Linked DNA regions of Homo sapiens: region 1 is linked to region 2. Evidence: read pairs that join two places in POLR2A ChIA-PET (ENCODE). Cell type or tissue: MCF 10A. All regions are shown on one strand. Each heading gives the region's core, and the rest is flanking DNA. Links, peaks and the distances in the headings are about the cores only.

What was found. Peaks named below come from ENCODE experiments on the same cell type or tissue, not always from the same donor. Only the 100,000 strongest peaks of a DNase experiment are listed, where the experiment ranks them.
Region 1: POLR2A ChIA-PET joins it to region 2 with 5 read pairs; 15 of 35 experiments call an interaction of 5 or more read pairs at or near these places.

The regions. Positions count from the first base shown.
Region 1 is chr2:9,784,427-9,788,815 of GRCh38, forward strand. No RefSeq gene overlaps it. Among named protein-coding and RNA genes, the nearest start is that of TAF1B, 57 kb to the right of the region's middle. In MCF 10A, for the core only: no CTCF peak of the experiment used is centred there; no DNase peak of the experiment used is centred there.
Region 2 is chr2:9,636,096-9,640,484 of GRCh38, forward strand. LOC105373418 (a long non-coding RNA gene) reads left to right here and starts at 2,650. Exons shown (of 4, transcript NR_187866.1): 1 at 2,650-2,826. In MCF 10A, for the core only: no CTCF peak of the experiment used is centred there; a DNase peak (open chromatin) is centred at 2,616.

The sequences.
Region 1 (4,389 bases), core at 235-4,234, 150 kb after region 2:
TGGAAACTTTCTGGAAAGGATTCACCATTCTAGATGCTATTAGGAACATTCATGATTTATTGGAGGAGGTCAAAATATCAACATGAACAAGAGTTTGGAAAAAGTTAATTCCTCCCCTTGTGGATGACTTTGAGGGGCTCAGTGGATGAAGTAACTGCTTCATGTGGTGGAAACAGCAAGAGAACTAGATTCTAAGCAAATAAATGTGGGAACAAAAACCACATACTGCATGTTCTCACTTACAAGTGGGAACTAATTATCGGGTACTCATGGACATAAAAGTACTAATGGATACTGGGAACTACTAGACGGGGGAAAGAGGGAAGGGGACAAGTGTTGAAAAATGTTGGGTATTATGCTCAGTGCCCAGGTGACGGGATCAGTCATGCCCCAGACCTCAGCATCATGCAAAGTACCCAAGTAACAAACCTGCACACGTGGCCCCTAAATCTAAAAGAAAAGTTGAAAAAGAAAAAAAGAGAGAGAACTAGAATAAGAGGTGGAGCCTGAAGCCGTGAGTGATCTCATGATAAAACTTGAGTGGATGAGGAGTTGCTCCTTATGGATGAGCAGAGAAAGTGGCTTCTTGAGACAAAATCTCCCCCTGATGAAGACACCATGGACATTGTTGAAATGACAACAAAGGATCTGGAATATTCATTCCCAAGTAGCTGGGACTACAGGCGTACACCACCACACCTGGCTAATTTTTGTATTTTTAGTAGAGATGGGGTTTCACCATGTTGGTCAGGCTAGTCTCCATCTCCTGACCTCAGTGATCTGCCTACCTCGGCCTCCCAAAATGTTGGGATTACAGGCATGAGCCATTGCGCCCAACCACATATGTGTAAATTAATGTACATTAGGTTTTTTAGACACAATGCTATCAATACTCTTGTACACTTAATAGACTCTGGTACACTGTAAACATAACTATTATATGCATTGGGAAACCAAAAACATCGTGGGCCTTACTTTACGATACTTGCTTTAGTGCAGTAGTCTGGAACTGAACCTGTAATATATCCAAGGTATGCTTGTATTTGCTGTGTTCCTTTAGAAAATTACTTTTTCTCTGTTTCTCCAACTGGAAGGATTATATTAAACCTGGGGAAAGGCCCTTGAAGGACTCCATGGCACCCTCAGCGGACACTGTGGGCCTGAAAATGATATTTATTTTTTTTTTCTAGGGAACTCTTCTATTGTATACAATTTTTAAGCATTTAAGTGACAAAGAATACTATAAGCAGAATAATGTTTATTTTTAAAAAAGAAACTTAAAACAAGAAAGTAATGGTAGGAAAATGTTAACTCCTTTAGCCTATGAATTTGTTGAAAAATGAATAAAACTACTGATAGGTTCAGTTAGGAGTATCTTTTGGGTTTTTTTTTTTTGGTACGGTTTGCAAAACTCTTTTGAGGTAAATATTAGGGTGTTTTATGTAGTTCTGATAACAGTGCATAGCATATAGAAATGTTCTTTATGGTTTCTCCTGTCTCCATCTGGGCATGTCAAAGTTCAATTATGGTTTAAGCCATAGAGGACCTTTTATCACTTCTCGGCCTTTTGGCTAAGATTAAGTACAACAGTGGATCTTTTGTCTCAATCAAATTACCATACTTAACTATTTCATTCCAGAGGGCCAATGAAAAAAATGTATTTACAAGGATTATATTAAAATCATCAAGTACATGGGCCAGGCGCAGTGGCTCATGACTGTAATCCCAGCACTTTGGGATTCTGAGGCAGACAGAAGGATTCCTTGGGCACAGGAGTTCGAGACCAGCCTGGGCAACATAACAAGACCCTGTATCTACAAAAAACAAAAAAGTTAGCTGGGTGTGGTGGCACATGCCTGCAGTTCCAGCTACTCAGGGGGCTAAGGCGAGAGGTTCTCTTGAGCCCAGAAGTTTGAGGTTACAGTGAGCTATGATGGTACCACTGCACTTCAGCCTTAGCGACAGAGCGAGACCTCATCTCTTTTTCAAAAAGTTATCAAATATATAAAGAACACTATTTTAGGAAATACAGTTTTGTTTTTTTGAGACAGAGTCTTGCTCTGTCACCCAGGCTGGAGTGCCGTGGTGTGATCTCGCCTCGCTGCAACCTCCGTCTCCCAGGTTCAAGCGATTCTTGTGCCTCGGCCTCCCAAGTAGCTGGAATTACAGGCATGCGCCACCACGCCCAGCTAATTTTTGTATTTTTAGTAGAGATGGAGTTTCACCATGTTGACCAGGCTGGTCTTGAACTCCTGACCTCAGGTGATCCGCCCACCTCGGCCTTCCAAAGTGCTGGGATTACAGGCGTGAACCACCGCACCCAGCTCAAAATTACTTTTAAAGGGAAAAAACAGGCAAACATCCTCTGCTGCGGGGCCAGCTGCTGTGAACGCTGAGTTATGCCTGCATGTGGCTCTGGGTCTGAGAACCCTCACAGCTTGGCCCACCTCCTCCCTGGGGACCTGATGATGCCCAGGTCCCCAGTCATCCAGGGCCGTGCAGGGACAAAGGGCCCTTCGGGAAATGCTAGAACTTAAACTCCGCTTCCCCCAGTTTCTCTCTACTGCAGTCACTTTCATTTCTTAGTTTAATGAGCTTTTTCTCCGTGGAAAGAGCTGCCAGCCACCTTTTTTTTTTTTTTTTTTTTTTTTTTTTTTTTTTTTTTTTTTGAGACGGAGTCGCTCTGTCGCCCAGACTGGAGTGCAGCGGCGCGATCTCGGCTCACTACAAGCTCCGCCTCCTCCAGCCACCTTTCTTGAGTGGTTTCCGTAGGAGGAGGCGGTTCCCTCCAGGTTCTTCCCAAGGTCTTGGGCATCTTTCTGCAGAGTCGCGCTTCTCGGGTGTGTGGCTGACGCTTTCAGGCGCACTGGAAAGTGTCTTCTCCATTTCTAAGCAGTAAATTTCCTCTTCGATGACTTTTCTGCGAGTTTCTCCTGATGTTCTTATGGAGGGCAGGCAGGTTGGGGAGTTTCGCCTAAAGCCTCTGAGTCTCACTTGCAAGCTGTGGCCTTGCAGACTGCAAAGATGCTGGCTCAGTTTGCAGACTCTTCATTTTAACTGGAAGCGCTTCGTTTGTTTGATTTTCTTCACGTGGCTTTTATCTGGCTTTTCTCCCTCAAGCCTTCTTAAAGAATCGTCTAAGCTAACCGCATTGATCGTTTCTTCAAATCATTTTCTGACGGATTGTCTTGGTCTCCATTTTCCAATGCCCTCTTTCTGTCTGATTCCAAGCTGCGATCTTCTCTAAAGCGAGCATGACAGCTTATCTCCAGCACCGTTCAGTCAGAGGTCTCTACGGGCTCTCTGTCACCGCATCCTGTCCCATGTGTATGTTCTGGTTTCCAAGCCTTCTCTCCGTGCCTTCATGCCTTCGTTCCTGTCCTCTCGCCTTCTGTGCTGTAGTTGCTGGGGAGAACAGTTGGTATGATCTGGATGTTTTTTGGGGTTGTTTGTTTTTTGAGATGGAGTTTTGCTCTGTTGCCCAGGCTGGAGTGCAGTGGCTTGATCTCGGCTCACTGCAACCTCTGCCTCCTGGGTTCAAGTGATTCTCCTGCCTCAGCCTCCCAAGTAGCTGGGATTACAGGCACCAGCTACCACGTCTGGCTACTTTTTGTGTTTTTAGTAGAGACGGGGCTTCACCATGTTGGCCAGGCTGGTCTTGAACTCCCGACCTCAGGGGATCCACCCACCTCGGCCTCCCAAAATACTGGGATTACAGGTGTGAGCCACCGTGCTCGGCCTGATCTGGATGTTTCCTCCCTGCAAATCTCATGTTGAAATGTGATCCCCTGTGTTAAAGGTGGGCCTGGAGGGAGGGGTTTGGGTCTTGGAGGCGGATCCCTTATGAATGGCTCGGTGCTGTCCTTGCAGTAATTACTGAGTTCTCACTCTATGAGTTCCTACCAGATCTCATTGTTTAAAAGAGCCTGGCCTCTCCCCTCTCTCTCTTGCATCTGCTCTTGCCATGTGACACACTAGCTCCCTCTTCACCTTCCACTATGACTGGAAGCTTCCTGAAGCCTCACCAGCAGCAGATGCTGGCATTGTGCTTCCTGTTCAGCCTGCAGAACTGTGAGCCAAATAAACCTCTTTTCTTTTTTTTTTTTTGACAGAGTCCTGCTCTGTCACCCAGGCTGGAGTGCAGTCGTGAGATCTCAGCTTACTGCAACCTCCACCTTCTAGTTCAAGCAATTCTCCTGCCTCAGCCTCCCAAGTAGCTGGGATTACAGGTGCCCGCCATCATGCTTGGCTAATTTTTTTTTTTTTTTCAGTAGAGACAGGGTTTCACCATGTTGGCCAGGCTGGTCTCAAACTCCTGACCTCATGATCCGCCTGCTTTGGCCTCCCAAACTCTTTTCTTTATAAATTACCCAGCCTCAGGTATTCCTT
Region 2 (4,389 bases), core at 142-4,141:
CAAACAAGAATCTGTGCTACCTGCAATGGAAGACAGAAGCTCCAGTGTTTGCTGGCCTGGGAACAATGTTTAGTTATTTGAGGTTGGTGGGTGGATGAATATGTATCTACCCCTGAGTCAGCAACTGATTTTATTTTCATACGGAAGGCTCTGTTTTTACGCTCGACACATCCAGCAGCGAAAGAGGTGCCTTCTTGTCCCTTGTCTGTTCCCTTTAATTGTCTACATGGTTCCCCTCCTCTCCCACTGCCACCATCAGACTGCTACCTCCCAGTGGGAGAAGTTACATCTGACCTCCATGTCCCTGGTGACTTTACTGGGCCACGGAAGGCATTCAGTGAAGGCTTGTTTGGAGAGTGGATCCAGACCATTCAGGACGCATTTCCAATAATGCTGACCATTGGCATTGTGTGCTTAGTATGTGCCCAACCATATGCAGAGTCACTAGAATAGTAAAGTCACAGAAGGAAAGCACGCAAGGCAGAGCTGTGTCTTCAGCAGATGTTCCGTAGATACAGGATTGCATCTGCTCGGAAGAATACACCCAGAACCTTCAAGCCAGAACAGAAGGTCCCTGAGCCATCAGAAAGCTGTCGCAAGATCACACACTGATGCTCACACATGCAAGACGTAGAGGAGTGTTCTCCAGGCCCTCACTCAGACTCAATTTCCTGCTAATTCATTCCACAAAATATTTAAAGATCTTCAACGTGCCAGATGCTGTCCTAAGGGCTGGGGTTTCCAGCATGATTAAGATACAGTCTGTGCTTAGAAGGAGCTTGACCGAGAGCACAGAGGTGGGTGCCTAACCTGGAGGTCAGCAAAGGCAGGGAAGATCCCCTTTCTCTTCAGTTGCAAGATGTTCAGTTACCAGGTTTCCTGGTCCACAGCAGTCTAGAAGTGGTTACTTAGAAGGTGGGAGCAGAATTAGTCCCGACACTTCATCTGAAATCTACTCCACATTTCCGCAGATGATTTTGAGTAGAGTAACAGCTAGGGCTTTGAGGAGCCCATATCTATGGTCTATGCAAGGCAATCAGTGGACAAGGCAGAGACAACAAACCCATAAAGAGCTCATGAAAAACCTGGAGAGGCCAGGGCCAGTTAGCATCGGGGTACATGGCCCATATATCCCAGGCAGGCCCTAGGTACGCAGCAATTAGCCTTAATCATCACAAAAAAAATGGTCATTATATTTCATATTTTTTGCTTCATATTATATGTAGACATATACCTTCTCTCTCTGTCTCTCTGGACATATATGAGAGTTGGGATTTTTTTAAGTTTTGGTACATAATCATCTCCCTAATTATGACTCATCTCCAGACAATTCGAGATAGTTGAAGAGATGAATGACCACAAAACAGCTAGAGAACAATGCACACAGGAGTTGATTGTGTGCTTCTCACAATAAGTGCTATGGGAGTTGAGAGAAGGGAAACATGAGTGTGGGCTCAGGCACCAGAAGGCTATGGAGTGAAAGGGACCCCTGTGGGGACAGCAACTGAGGTCATGCCAGTCTGTGTTTCCATCCTTCCTGCTGCCCAGTGGAGGGGCCCCTGGGAAAGGGGAGGAAGGCACAGGTGTTTCTGTTTGTGCTGGAATTGCTTTTGGACAGGGCTGACTCCCGAAAAGGTGGATCTGGATACAATGTCGGAATGTGACCAGCCAGGAGAGCTAGGCAGCCATGGTGCAGAGGACTCTTCTGCCTCTCCCCCTCCTGCCCTAACCAGCTCAGCACCAAGCACATGGGCACTTTAAAAGCACAGGCCATGCTGGGAGACTCACTGTGCTACCCTCAACCCCTTCAGCAGGAGCAGCTCTGTGAAAAGTGCAAGTGTGACCTTCATTTTGCTTTGTGACTTAAAACCCTTCACCGTTACTCAGCTGCAGCTCAGCATGGTGGTTGGACTCAGGAGCCAGATGACCTGGGTTCAAATCATGGCTGCACTACTCACAAGATATGTGACTTTGGGCAGGTCAGCTGGCCGCTCTGTGCCTCAGTTTCCCCATTTATAAAATGGGGATGATGGTAGTAAGAGTCCTACCCCGCAGGGTTGTTAGGAAGCTCCACGGAGGAAGGCTGGTGAGGAGCTCCCCCACTCCTCTCCTGTCTTCTCTCCTGGCTCCATTCCTTCTCTCTGCTTCAGCCTCTTCTGGGCTTTGCTCTGCTGCCATCTTCCCCTGGCTACCTGCTCATCTCTCAGGTCTTCAAGGAAATGGCACTTTCTCCATGGGGTGTTCTAGGGCTCTGAGCCCCTCTCAGCTAGGTGAGCTCCCCCATCCTGGATTCCCCAAGCAGGTAGTTACTTGATGTTGCTTCCCCTGGTCCACTTGTCCAATAGCTGAAGGTATCTCAGAGAGGGCGTGCTACGTCCATGTGATTTGCCTGTGTAGCCCCAGTGCCTAGCAGAGTGCTTGGCAGATACGCTGGGTGCCAAGAAAGCAATGGCCAAATGCACGAATTCACAAAGGATGGAAGGAGGAGTCCATAGGCCAGTGCACAGTGCCCAAAGGACAGAGCTGAGGCTGCTGGTCAGGACAGCTTCAGGCTCTGGCCAGGCTCCAGCACACAGCTGGAGGCACCCGTGACTCTAGCTGGGAGGGGCTGGAAGATCCAGGCAGCCCCTGACCGCCCTCCTTCCCCTTAGTCATGTCCAGTTCTGTAAACAAATTCTCAACTGCACCAGAAGGCCTGACAGTTAAGAGAACCCAGTGAAGAAACCTTTTGCAGAGAGAGAAAAGAACCCTTTTGAATGTGATCAATCACGCTGATTTATTTGGATGATTTCTCTTCTGGATTTCCTTAAACCAGGGAAAACCCAGGTAAGATATTTGGGGCCCTCATTCATCTAGACAAAATACATAAAAGTTTGTTATATCAAAAGTCACCTCTGGAAAAAAAAGGAGTTTTGCCAACCCACTCAGCTATTAATATGAGATGCTCTCTGCCTAGGGACAGCAATTGCTATAATTGATGCAAACGATCCCAGCCACACTCCCTGATCCTGGTTCTGAAACTCAGAGATGCAGCTGACCAGACTGATGTGGCCAGCCTCACTCTGAAGGATCCTGCAGCAGACAAATTGCTGGAATGTGTTCAGACGGAATCCAGCTGCTACAACCGTCACACAAACTTCCTGAAATAGAGGACAAAAGGTAGCAACTTGTCGCTTCTTGAGCCAAGAGATTTAGGACATGAGACCAAATGAGAGAGATTAAAATAAAAAACGCAAGAAGTTAGTGAAATGAGGATTTAGCTCACCAGGCCAAAGCAGGCAGTCTTGGGTCTTTGCTGGACAGTTGTAGCTGCCATATAAGCTGTCCCTGCCAGGGCTGGGATCTGGAGGCTGATGCTGAAACCTCGGCCTGGAAATGATGCTGATGAAGCAGGGCTCTGACAGCCCCTGCACTCTCAGAGGTCTGGGCAGCACAGATGAAATTATCACTCCAAGATCCTCAAAGCATCCAGGAAAAAAGCACATCTAGGAACATTAGCTGAATTTTGTAGAACACTAGTAAGCACCTAGTAGATGCTCAGAAAATGCATATTTTCCTTCCCTTTCCTGAATTCCAGGGGCCTTGCTTGGTCTGTATTAATTACTATATCAGAGTCCTTATTTGCAAGCGAAAGAAACCAACTCTAGTGGATTTGAATATAAGACTATTACTTCTTACTGATTGTGAGGAAGGCTGGTGAAGCAGGCTTATCGAATGAGCAGGCGCTGGGAGGGTGTGCAGCTAGAACCAATGGCCAAAATCACCCTGCAGACCTCTCCCAGGGAGATCCCTGTTGCTTCTGCCACTGAACAGCAGACATCAGACCATGCTGCACTGACTCCGTGGCACCAGGTCCTGGAACCTGGACGCCGACACGGTCCAGGACCCTCTACTCTCATTTGAAATCCATGACACTAAGCCTTGCTGCTGCCCCACAAAGGAATTCTCCACAGTCCCTGCTGCTTTGGGTCATTCACTCCAGATTCAAAATCCTGGCTGTGGTGTCTGGCCAGGTCCGAGTCACGTGCCACGCCAAGGTTCAAGATAAGCTAGGGGGAGTAAGTATCTGGAATGTACACCTTTCAAAGTGAAAAGTGGGCTCCACTTCCCACTAAGGTTCATAAAGCGGGGAATTCTTCCAACAAAGGAAGGGGCTTCAGAGGCTGGGCAGCCTGAAAATAGCACATCCCCTGCAGTTATACTTGGGTTTCCAGTCTACGTGGCAGAAAAAAAAAAGCAAAAGCCATGCATGGACAGTGTGCAAAAGCTGGAGCCTGGGAAAAGCCTTAGCCTGGATCTCATCTTTCTCTCTCTGGAAAAGGTTGGGGGAGCTTTGCTGTCATTGATGTCCCTACCTGGAAGGCTTTTCCCTCCCCAGACTTGCCCTCC